Regions from separate parts of the Homo sapiens genome. Here region 2 is linked to region 1. Evidence: chromatin contacts called from ENCODE Hi-C or POLR2A ChIA-PET data. All regions are on one chromosome and are shown on one strand. Each heading gives the region's core, a stretch centred on a gene start or an enhancer-like site at or near the end of the contact. The rest is flanking DNA. Distances are from core to core; before and after follow the strand shown. Region 1 overlaps LOC101927108 (a long non-coding RNA gene). Region 2 has its middle 18 kb from the start of GDA.

Region 1 (5,457 bases), core at 2,129-4,628:
ACAATGTTGATGAGAGAAGTTAGGCAACTTGCCAAGCTAGTCAGCTGGGTGGCTAGGATAGAATCCAGCTGTGGTCCTCAACAGTGCAAACACAATTCCCACTTGTTTTTTGAACTTAAGAGCTATGTAGCCTACTGGGTCAGGTGAATTTACTAGGACTCAGGAATCATCTTCCCTCATCTTCACTCCTTATTTTTTAACCTACATTTTACACTTTGTCCTCCTCAGTCAGACTGCTAACCTCCTTCACAGGCCGTGTTATTGAGTAGCTAGGATTACAAGCGCTCACCTCCATGCCCAGCTAAATTTTGTTTTTTGGTAGAGATGGGATCTCGCTATGTTGCCCAGGCTGGTCTCGAACTCCTGGGCTCAAGCGATCCTCCCGCCTCAGCCTCCCAAAGTGCTGGGATTACAGGACTTAAAGAGACAGTAAGTAGAACATCTTGGCCTGATAGGTCCAGGAAAAGAGCCAGGGCAACTATCAGCTTGGACTGTAGAGTGCAGTTACCACAATTGGCCACCAGATGGCAGAAGCACTCAGGGAATCGCGTCGGGAAGGCAAAGGATGTGCTGAAGGGCTTAGGGGAAGCCTCAGGCCCGAGATCCAGAGGTTAGCGCGTTCTCAGCAGGGAGGGCCAGTTGTTCAGGTAAATATAATTCAGACAGCTAGAATATGGGATGCGCTGGTGAGATTCAAACAGGCCCACTTTGGTTCTACCAGAAAGAGAAATAGGGAGAGTGAGCTGGAGATGGGATCATTGCAACAGAACGTTTCAAATGCTCAAGATCAAAACACAACATAAATAAGCTGGGAAACAGGCTGGATGCGCTCTGCAGGCAGGATGAGAACGAGAACGGGTGATTGGCATTCGAAGACAAGGTTGAGCTGTGAGTGAAATTCAGGGTAGGCTGAGCATCCAGAAGGGAGTGAACCTTGGTTATGCCTGGGACCATCTGCCCCATAGATGACCGTGTAGCGGACCGTATTTCATAGAAATGGCCCTAAACACATTTTGGGTCATATGTTTCCCAGAAGCTTAGTACTTCCCCGACAAGGGGTAGAGTCTAGGTACTCTCCCTGTGAGCCTGGGCAGGGCTTCCTGACTGCCTCAACTAACAGAGCACAGTGAAAGTGACATATATGACTTTCAAGACTCAGTCATAAACACGGTGCAGTTTCTGTACGGCTTCCTCTCTCTCAGGACCCTCACTTAAAAACCCCGAGCTACCATGTGAGGAGCCAGGCTACCTGGAAGCTGCCATGTTAGAAACGATGTGGAAGGATCACATATGTTGGGGCTCAGAAAATAATACCCCAAAATGGAGACCTCAGAAGCAGAAGTTTTTCTCTGTCACTCTCCTGCCCTCCTATCTCTCAGTCACATTCTCCCCTGAGGCCAGCCAAGGAAACGAACATCCCTCTTCCCCAACATGGGTTACAGCAGCGGTCCCCAGTCTTTTTGGCACCAGGGACCGGGACTAGTTTCATGGAAGACAATTTTCCCACGGAGTGAGGTGGGGATGGTTTCAGGATGAAACTGTTCCATCTCAGACTATTAGGCATTATGTAGATTCTCATAAGGAGCACGCGACCTAGATCCCTCCCATGTGCAGTTCACAATAGGGTTTGGCCTCCTGCGACAATCTAATGCCACCACTGATCTGACAAGAGGCAGAGCTCAGGCGCTAATGCCTGATCACCCACACTCACCTCCTGCTGTGTGGCCCGGTTCCTAACAGGCCATGGACCAGTATCGGTCAGTGGCCCTGGCATTGGGGACCCCTGGGTTATGTGAAACCAGAACTCCTTTTCCCTAAAGCTAGTCATAAAACCTAAAAATATTACTCTAATCTACCCCTCTGCCTTTCTGTATAAAAACTGGCCATAAAGAAATTATTTGGCTTATCTTGTTTGACTCTTGGTCATAAGACCCCCATTTCAGAGATGATCCTGCCCCATATACAGAAGGAAAGAATACTGCACAGAGAAGCCAAGAAGAATCTAGACAGACAGGCCTTACTCAGTCTATCGGCATTAGATCATTCCATTTTTGTCTAATCATATTTCCACATAGTCCATACTGTATTGGACCTAAGCAATAAAATGGACAATGTCCCCTGTATTTTTGAATCTTCATTCTAAAGGCTCCCACTATAATAATAGTCCTATACATAAAATAGTATGTATATGATTACCAAGAAATATAAAAATATTTTTAAAAGATATAATACATGTGCTTCTTTAATAATGTATTAAATAAGATAAAGTGTTGCCTATAATAACTACTGTAACTTTCAAGTGTTGGTGAGCATAAATGATATTTGGAGGTATCTGCACAACTGTGATAAAACAAACTTATTGGCCGGGTGTGGTGGCTCACACCTGTAATCCCAGCACTTTAGGAGGCTGAGGCGGGCAGACCACGAGGTCAGCAGATCGAGACCATCCTGGCTAACACAGTGAAACCCCGTCTCTACTAAAAATGCAAAAAATTAGCTGGGCATGGTGGCGGGTGCCTGTAGTCCCAGCTACTCGGGAGGCTGAGGCAGGAGAATGGCGTGAACCAGGGAGGTGGAGCTTGCAGTGAGCCGAGATTGCACCACTGCACTCCAGCCTGGGCTACAGAGCGAGACTCTGTCTCAACAACAAACAAAAACCCAAAAACAAACTTATTGCTATTTTTTTGGTAACAAAGTCACAGGTACTTCTAATATTTTCATGGCTTGCTGCTTTTATGCATTATGGAAGGAAAAGCTATGTTTCAGTTAGAAATGGGCGAAAATAAAGGAATAGTATTTTTTTTTCCCATCAAAGTTCATGGACAACTTCCCCTACATTCCCCAACTCCCACTGTTGAGAACCATGGGAAGCGGGTGCTTGCAAGGATCTCAGGGAATATTAACCAAGCCTGTCTTTGCAGACGGTGGAAGGGAAGGGAGTGACATTTGGTCCTTGCCCAAGGTCACATGGCTCTTTGGTGGCAAGGCATTTCCCTAAGTGTTCCCCTGCTCCTTTCCATTGTCTTTTCATTCTCCTTCCAGTACATCTGTCTGCTTCTCTCTTTCTCCATGGCTTTTTCTTCTTCTATGACTCTTCCTAGTCATAAAATGAAATGGAGATCTTTAAAACCAAAGCCATGTGTACACTCACTGCTTTCTCATTCTTATCCACAATTCCAGAGTTTTTTTATTGGGCCTCATTGTTCTCATTTACATCCTGTGACTTTTCACATGAGCCCTCTGCTTAGATCATAAATCCGTGTACATTCCTATATCTCACCCCAAGAACACGCTGCACTCTTGGTGGTGCACTCTTTTTTTTTTTCCATGTGTCTACATTAGCGTCTCTTTCACGTGCGGTCTGAGAACTACTTTTAGCAGAATCACCTGGCCCTCTGCCCAGCCTCATGACTACATGGGGGTGGGTGTTGAAAACTTGCATTTTATTAAGCTTCACTGACTGGTCTAATGGCTCTGAATGTTTGCGAAACACAGACCTGAGTCCTGCCCTTCCTGAAGGGCCACACTAGTTCCACCGACACTAGTTATTCTTTTTTTTTTTTTTTTTGAGACAGAGTCTCGCTCTGTCACCCAGGCTGGAGTGCAGTAGCGCGATCTTGGCTCACTGCAAGCTCTGCCTCCCGAGTTCACCCCATTCTCCTGCCTCAGCCTCCCAAGCAGCTGGGACTACAGGCACCTGCCACCACACCCAGCTACTTTTTTTGTATTTTTAGTAGAGACAGGGTTTCACCATGTTAGCCAGGATGGTCTCGATCTCCTGACCTTGTGATCCGCACACCTTGGCCTCCCAAAATGCTGGGATTACACACATGAGCCACCGCGCCCGGCCGATATAGCCTCTTCTAACCACAAGAGCCTCACTCCCCCTGGAGACTCCTACTTTTAGTATTGCTGCTTCTTGTATCCTATCCTGTTAGCATGATTCAAACGTTAAAGCCAAGAGGAAGAAGGAAGAGAATGAGGTGATGAATACTGGTCATGTACCGGATATTCTGCAAGGCTCAGTGACGCACTGTTGACCATGTTTCACAAGTAAGAAAATTAAAGTTTAAAATGTTGGGTAATGTGTTCAGGGTCACACAGTTAATAAACGGTGGAATTAAACTGCTAGCCTTGGTCTTTTTTTTTGTTTGTGCTCCAGTGCCTCTGTTCTCATGACACAGACTTTATTCAACATATCCTCAGGGTTGAGGCATAGCATCTTTGCATTTGCTGCATCTCAAAATATGTTCCTTTTTTTGCAATCATCTGGAATTGATCCTTCACAGATTTCTTTCTCATTTTCTACCCACTCCCTTTAATGTATGTCCTGCTAAAAGTTCTGTCGTGGTCTCTTCTCTTTTCTCACTCTTCATTCTAACCTCATTTTTTGCACCTATGTGCCAGATGCCTGAATCTATCTCAAGCCAGGATTTCCCTGTTGAGCTTCAAACCCATATGCCCCAATGCCTAGTGTCAGTTCCATAGGGACTAAAATCCAACTAGCCGGACTTTGTTCCTTGGCCTCACTTCCAAGCACCTTTTCTTACCAACCACTTCAGCTGCGGTAGCAGATTCTGTGGGAAGCCTCTTTCAACATGTTCTCCAGCCTGTATTTGGTGGACCTCCCCAGTGCAGAGGCTCCCATGATCCTTTTCTATTCTACCCCTTAATTTCTCAGGGCCCCAGGGCTTAGTCCTAATCCCTCTTTCCTTCACTCATTCCTTAGGTGGTCTCATTGAGTTTAAAGGCGTTTTCAAGCGTAGATTTTACTGATGGATCTCAAATATCTCTCTCTCCAGCCAGATCTCTCCCCTGGGCTTCAAACTTGCATATCCTATCACACATTAGCCATCTTCATAGGGGCGTCTAATCAGTGTTGCACACTTAATATGTCCAAAGAGAATACTGAGGTCCCTGCTGCCTGCTGTGCTCACCTTGCATGTGGTGCTTGACTGACCCTCCCAGCCCTTTCAGGTTTCTGCTCATAGACGCCTTGCTCTGCCCACCTGTCTCAAATAGACACCCACCATCACCCTAACCCACTTAATTTTATTTCCATAACATTTGCTTTCTGAAATTAGGTGATTTATGGTTTCTTGTCTCATTCTTCCACTGTAAGATCTCTGAGAGCAAGGACATGTTCACTGCTGCCCCCTGGTACCTAGCAGGGTTCTTGTACATAGGAAGCGCAAGCAGTATTTCTTACTTTTTGATGCTCACTGCCACTTTTCTAGCACAGGCCATTATTTCTCACCTGGCTTGCTGCAAAAGTCTAAATGCTTTCTTTGCTCCAGTTCCAATTATTTTCCAAGCTGAAGCCCATGTGATCTTTTGAAAACACAGAACTGTTTGTCTGCTGCCCTTTTCAGACCTTTCAGGGAGGTTCTGTCTTAGTTTGGTTGGACCTTCTGTCTCAAGCAACAGAAATGCCTGAGCTTGCTCAGGCAATATGAA
Region 2 (5,320 bases), core at 452-2,951, 88 kb after region 1:
ACTCACCTCATATTTCAAGTAAGTGATTCAAATAATGGAGTGATAGAGTGTGGTGGGGTGGGAGTGTGTTGGGCAGCTTTCTTATCATTCTTCTGAAAAATTTTCTTTACATTGGCAATATCTTTGCTAGTTATAATAGTAATAATGATAATGATTTTAAAATAACTACTATCATTTTTGAGCACTTGCCACATGCTAGGCATTTTATAGCCATTACCTTTGCAATAATAATGGAAGATAGATACTATTATTCACTTCCCAATGTTGATATATATATGTAACATATATATAATATCATGTAATAAACATATAATGTCTGTGTAACTAGAGTGAATTATTTGTATTAAGATTTTGACAGCTCCTTCAGGGAGTTCTTTGCCAGTCTTCAAGCCAGCACGAAACCATCACAGTAGTCCTGTGAGACAGGCTGGCAGCCAGCATCTTTATATAAGCAGGGCTTGAGCCTGATTCACTTTTCTGACTAGCACCTAGCTTATTTTTAGAATGCAATACGTGGTAATAAAAATAAAATAGTGAATAGCAATACAATCAAAAATATACAAATACACTTCTCAGATTGGGTGGAGTCTCACTGGAGTTTTTTTTTTAGGGTGTCTGAAGTTATGTCCTTGCCTGGCAATGAGAGATGGAATAAAATTACTCCAATTTTTTCTTTCTTTTCTTTTTTTTTTTGACAGAGTTTCGCTGTTTTGCCCAGGCTGAAGTGAAGTGGCCTGATCTGGGCTCACTGCAACCTCTGCCCCCTGGGTTCAAGTGATTCTCCTGCCTCAGCCTCCTGAATAGCTGAGATTACAGGCATGCGCCACCACATCCCGCTAATTTTTGTATTTTTAGTACAGATGGGGTTTTGCCATGTTGACTAGGCTGGTCTTGAAATCCTGACCTCAGGTTATCCACCTGCCTTGGCCTCCCAAAGTGCTAGGATTACAGGCGTGAGCCACTGTGCCCAGTCTCTTTCTTTTGATTAAAAAAAATATTCAAACTTTCAACAGAATAGACCAGCAGCCTCTCTCCATGAGTAAACCAGAGAATGAGCCAGGCACGGCTGCGTTCTCCACGGGCTGTGCTTCACTCCTCTTGGCATGTTGGCCATGGCATCCTGAGTTTGCTCGCCTCACTCCACCTCCAGACCCGTGGACATCCTCCAACTGTTTCTACAGTCCAAGTTAGGACTCAATGGGTGTTGAATCACACATAGGATAAGGCTGGGGAGTCATTCAAGAAAAATTACTTGTTGGGACCCACACAGGGTTCATAGTATCTATTGCAGAGTACTTTCACATCCCATATTCTGGCCTTCAATCTTATAGTTCCACAGATGCAGTATTGCCAGGGTCCCAGGATTTCCCAGGTAAAGGGAGACCGATGATGTTCACTTTGCTCACAACAGATTCCATGGAAAGCCCAAACTGCTAGGGTATTTAGCTGACCACGAGAAATGTAACTGCCCCAATGACTCTCTATTAGTGCCATCTATATGAGAAGCTAAACATTAACCAGAGGGTTGCTTGGTAAGCATGAAGGAAGGGCAGGGGAGTTAACAGAATGAGTTGTGTATTTAAAGTCCCAGGTTAGGTCAGACCCGGGCCAGGACACTCAATCTTGCCAACAAGATGAGATAAGACCAACCTTTGAGCCAGAGAATTTCATCCCCTGGAAGTTTCCCATCCTGGAGATGACTTGTGCTTGCCAGACGTTGTTGGATGGGCATTGGAAATATTTCCCCTGGCCTCTGTCACCTGCCCCCAGCACAATGCACTGAGCAGTCACTGAGAGAAAGTTAGACAATAAACACTCATAGCCTGGAGACACAGAATCCCTTATTCTAACCCTGCATTCACATTAGGAGGTCATCACCTTTCTGAAATAAGATGCCATGTGGTTTTCCTTTATTCATCATGAAGGAATACAGGTGAAAGTAAGCCAAAAATAAAAACTAAAAAGTGGGCCTCTGTTCCAAATATCTTTCAATATCATTTAGTGGCTTATTTATGTAGTTAAGAGCTGTTTTACAAAACAGATACTACCAGGAGGTGTAAGCCCACCTAATACTCATAACTTAGTGCATGTAAATGAAGAAGTTTTTGGTGAGATCTAATGCTTGGCTTACAAAAAAGTGACCATTAAGAACATTACATAAGAAGCAGCTGAGTCCTACTGAGTCTCAACATCTTGCTGAAGTCCACACCACTGGTTAGTGGAAGAGGCAAAGTCTATTCTTGTTCTCCTTAACACTTTTATAATGTATTAGTGGCCAAACTCCACTTCCACATGTATGTCTGAGGTTGAAAACCACTGGTGTATTGAAATAGACATATGTGAGCAGATGCTTAGTGTGTTGTTATATGATTGAGGTGGCTAAAGAGTTACAGGAATAACAAGGCAGGCAACCAATCCAGTCTAAGGCTTGGAAAGGGTCCATGAAGACTTTAGAGTGAAATTGATTCTTGTGTGAGCTGAGTTGTGAAGGGTAAGTTTAGAGTTTAATTAGGTAAAGGATATGGGGAAAATAATCCAGGCAGATAAGAGTCCCTGGACAAACACTCAGGGGTTTCCAATTTTTTCATCTGCTATCTTCACCTCCTATCCTTATTCACAATTTTGCCTTAACCCATAACCTCCTTCCATTGGATGTACACCCTGGGATGTATACCCATGGAAGAGGATGCACTAGCAGCTGCCATGTGTCAGGCATTTGAGAAATAAGGGAGCAATAGTCATCACAAGGACAGTGCAATTGGTTGGCTGTGGTTAAGTTCCACTGATGCCCTAGGAAAAGGTAGCAAAGAGCTGAGATTGATTAATCAGCCATTAAATAAATTCTAAGTGGGAAGGCCAGAGGGCCTCCCTGGAAACACACCAAGAGACTCTCATCTCTTAATTTGGAAGGGGAAAGGGGTTCAAATAGGAAGATCCAGGCCAGAATTTAATTGTAAGAGTAGCTGAAGTAGGTCTGCTATGCCAAAAGCATTGGGAAAAATGGGCACGGACACAGGGAAGGGCACATCTGTGTTGACGCCCCTCCCTGCCAAGAATCTTGAGTCTCCAGATTGCCCTTGCATTAGACCATTCTTTTGTAGCTATAGAGAAATACCAAAGGCAGCGAACTGAATGAGCAAGAACTTATCACCAAGGGAATGGTGCTGAGCCATTTATGAGCATCCACCCCCACGATCCAGTCACCTCCCACCAGGCCCCATCTCCAACACTGGGAATTACATTTCAACATGAGATTTGGAAGGGACAATTACCCAAATTATATCAGCCCTGAACCCTCTGAGCCTGCACAAATGGCCCACTTCTCTTTATGGAGGGCTAGAAACACACCACGTGCACAGACACACACACACACAAACACACACACATCAATTCCAAGGCCTCTCTACAAGACATCATGTACTCTCTTCAGGGTGTCACCCATCTTCCCTCCTCACTGCTAGGTCAATAACTAGGGTTAAGTCATAAAGTAACTGTGTCAAGAAAATGCTCGACTGCTATGGGAGGAAAAGAACTATACCCCTTTATATTAGTCTGTTTTCATGCTGCTGATAAAGACATACCCAAGCCTGGAAAGAAAAAGATGTTTAATGGAATTACGTTTCCACATGGCTGAGAAGGCTTCACAATCATGACGGAAGGCAAGAAGGAGCAAGTCATATCTTACATGGATGGTGGCAGGCAAAGAGACAGAGTTTCTGCACGGGAACTGCTCCTTTTAAAACCATCAGATCTTATGAGACTCATTCACTATCATGAGAACAGTGCAGGAAATACCTGCCCCTATAATTTAATCACCTCCCACTGGGTTCCTCCTGTGACACATGGGAATTGTGCAAGTTACAATTCAAAATGAGATTTGGGTGGGAACAAAGCCAAACCATGTCTCACCCTTCTAGGTCCAATTTCAGGATTAACTAACTGGGAGAATATGCCTGAGAGTGGATTCTGAGGGTGCCCAACCACGGTGGGGTGCCCAACCATGGTGAGTACAAGAAAGTTTGAATACAAAAGAATTTACCAATATGAGAACACTCTCCCATGTCACAGGATATAATAATACCCTGGCAGGGACCTGAGGGAGGGTGAGTGCACACTGTAGGATGGCTCCTAGGACCATGGAAAAAACAATGCCTCATACCAGTGACAAAATTGCTGTGACAGACAGTAGTACACAGTGAAGAGAGGGAAGACTTGTTTGGCATGTCTTCTGTCCTGCCCAATTTGATGGTAAATGACAAGTGCAGATATCTTAGCCTATTTTTTAAATCATGTCATCACTCTGAAGATTTCCAAATCAGTCAAGAGGATGCTGTTGGTGTCAAGACCTGTACCCCCAAAAATGCCCCATAAAGCACTGCTATGGTTGTCCAGAAACACTGAGAGACTCCCAGACTATTGAGGTTTTACTGGACCCTAAGTAGTTATAGTTTCTGGAGTTCCCTCACCTCCCACTACTCCAACACTAATCAGAACAATATCCCTGTACCCGACTAAGTTGTAAGATTTGTGACTCTGGCTTATGAGACCCCCTTATGCTGGGCAGTTTGGATATTTGCACTTGACTATGAGATGGGTTCCATTACCGCCAAGGACAAAGTGAAACCAGGGAAGAAAAAGAGGCAGTTGGGTATCCCCTGTGTAATAATCAATTTCAGGTGAACTATTATTCTTCTCTGGTAACAAGAAATAATTTTAGTTGGCCAGGTGCAGTGGCTCACACCTATAATTCCAGCACTTTGGGAGGCCGAGGTGGGTGGATCACGAGGTCAGGAGATCAAGACCATCCCGGCCAACATCGTGAAACTCTGTCTCTACTAAAATACAAAAAAATTAGCCAGCCATGGTAGTGCATGCCTGTAGTCCCAGCTACTTGGGAGGCTGAGGCAGGGGAATCGCTTGAATCCAGGAGGCGGAGGTTGTAGTGAACCGAGATAGCGCCACTGCACTCCAGCCAGGTGACAAAGCAAGACTCTGTCTAAAAAAAAAAAAAAAAAAAAAAATAATAATAATAATAATAATAATTTTAGCTTAGGAAGCAGTCTCTGAGCTTTATTTTTCAGTACTTAATCTATATTATCTATTGATTTGCAGGTTCTAGCAGGTCAGCTATTTTATTACATGAATTCTTTTCCATTTTAAAAATCAGCAATGTGAATGGTTTTGACACTACTTGGACTTCCTTGATCTATGTGAACTTTGTTCTTTGGGAATGTCGAGCTGGCAAGGCTCGATTTTAGATCAGCAGAGTGACCTTAGCCCACATAGCAATTATTCCCTGATCATTTGTTGCAAAATGCCA

The links. Hi-C counts contacts between places; a loop is a spot of excess contacts on that map. ChIA-PET counts read pairs that join two places held with the same protein, here RNA polymerase II (POLR2A). Pooled maps may share reads with other maps.
Region 2: a loop to region 1 is called in a pooled map of right lobe of liver, with 5 times the contacts of the local background. The contact joins two enhancer-like sites. A Hi-C loop is called at or near these places in 6 of 168 maps with a recorded cell type or tissue (Caco-2, Calu3, HCT116 and 3 more), 3 of 37 single-sample maps with no recorded cell type and 7 of 50 pooled maps. POLR2A ChIA-PET finds 5 or more read pairs at or near these places in 2 of 52 experiments (A549 and PC-9).

What each region holds. Positions count from the first base shown.
Region 1 is chr9:72,038,618-72,044,074 of GRCh38, forward strand. All of the region lies in intron 2 of LOC101927108 (a long non-coding RNA gene), which reads left to right. Among named protein-coding and RNA genes, the nearest start is that of C9orf57, 19 kb to the right of the region's middle. Within about 2 kb of position 3,379, at least 5 of the 41 ENCODE cell types and tissues checked have a DNase peak (open chromatin) inside an H3K27ac peak, as active enhancers do; they include PC-9, where a contact is called at or near this core.
Region 2 is chr9:72,128,290-72,133,609 of GRCh38, forward strand. It overlaps a transcript of GDA not described here. Among named protein-coding and RNA genes, the nearest start is that of GDA, 18 kb to the right of the region's middle. RefSeq lists a silencer at 1,464-1,758. Within about 2 kb of position 1,702, at least 3 of the 41 ENCODE cell types and tissues checked have a DNase peak (open chromatin) inside an H3K27ac peak, as active enhancers do; they include PC-9, where a contact is called at or near this core.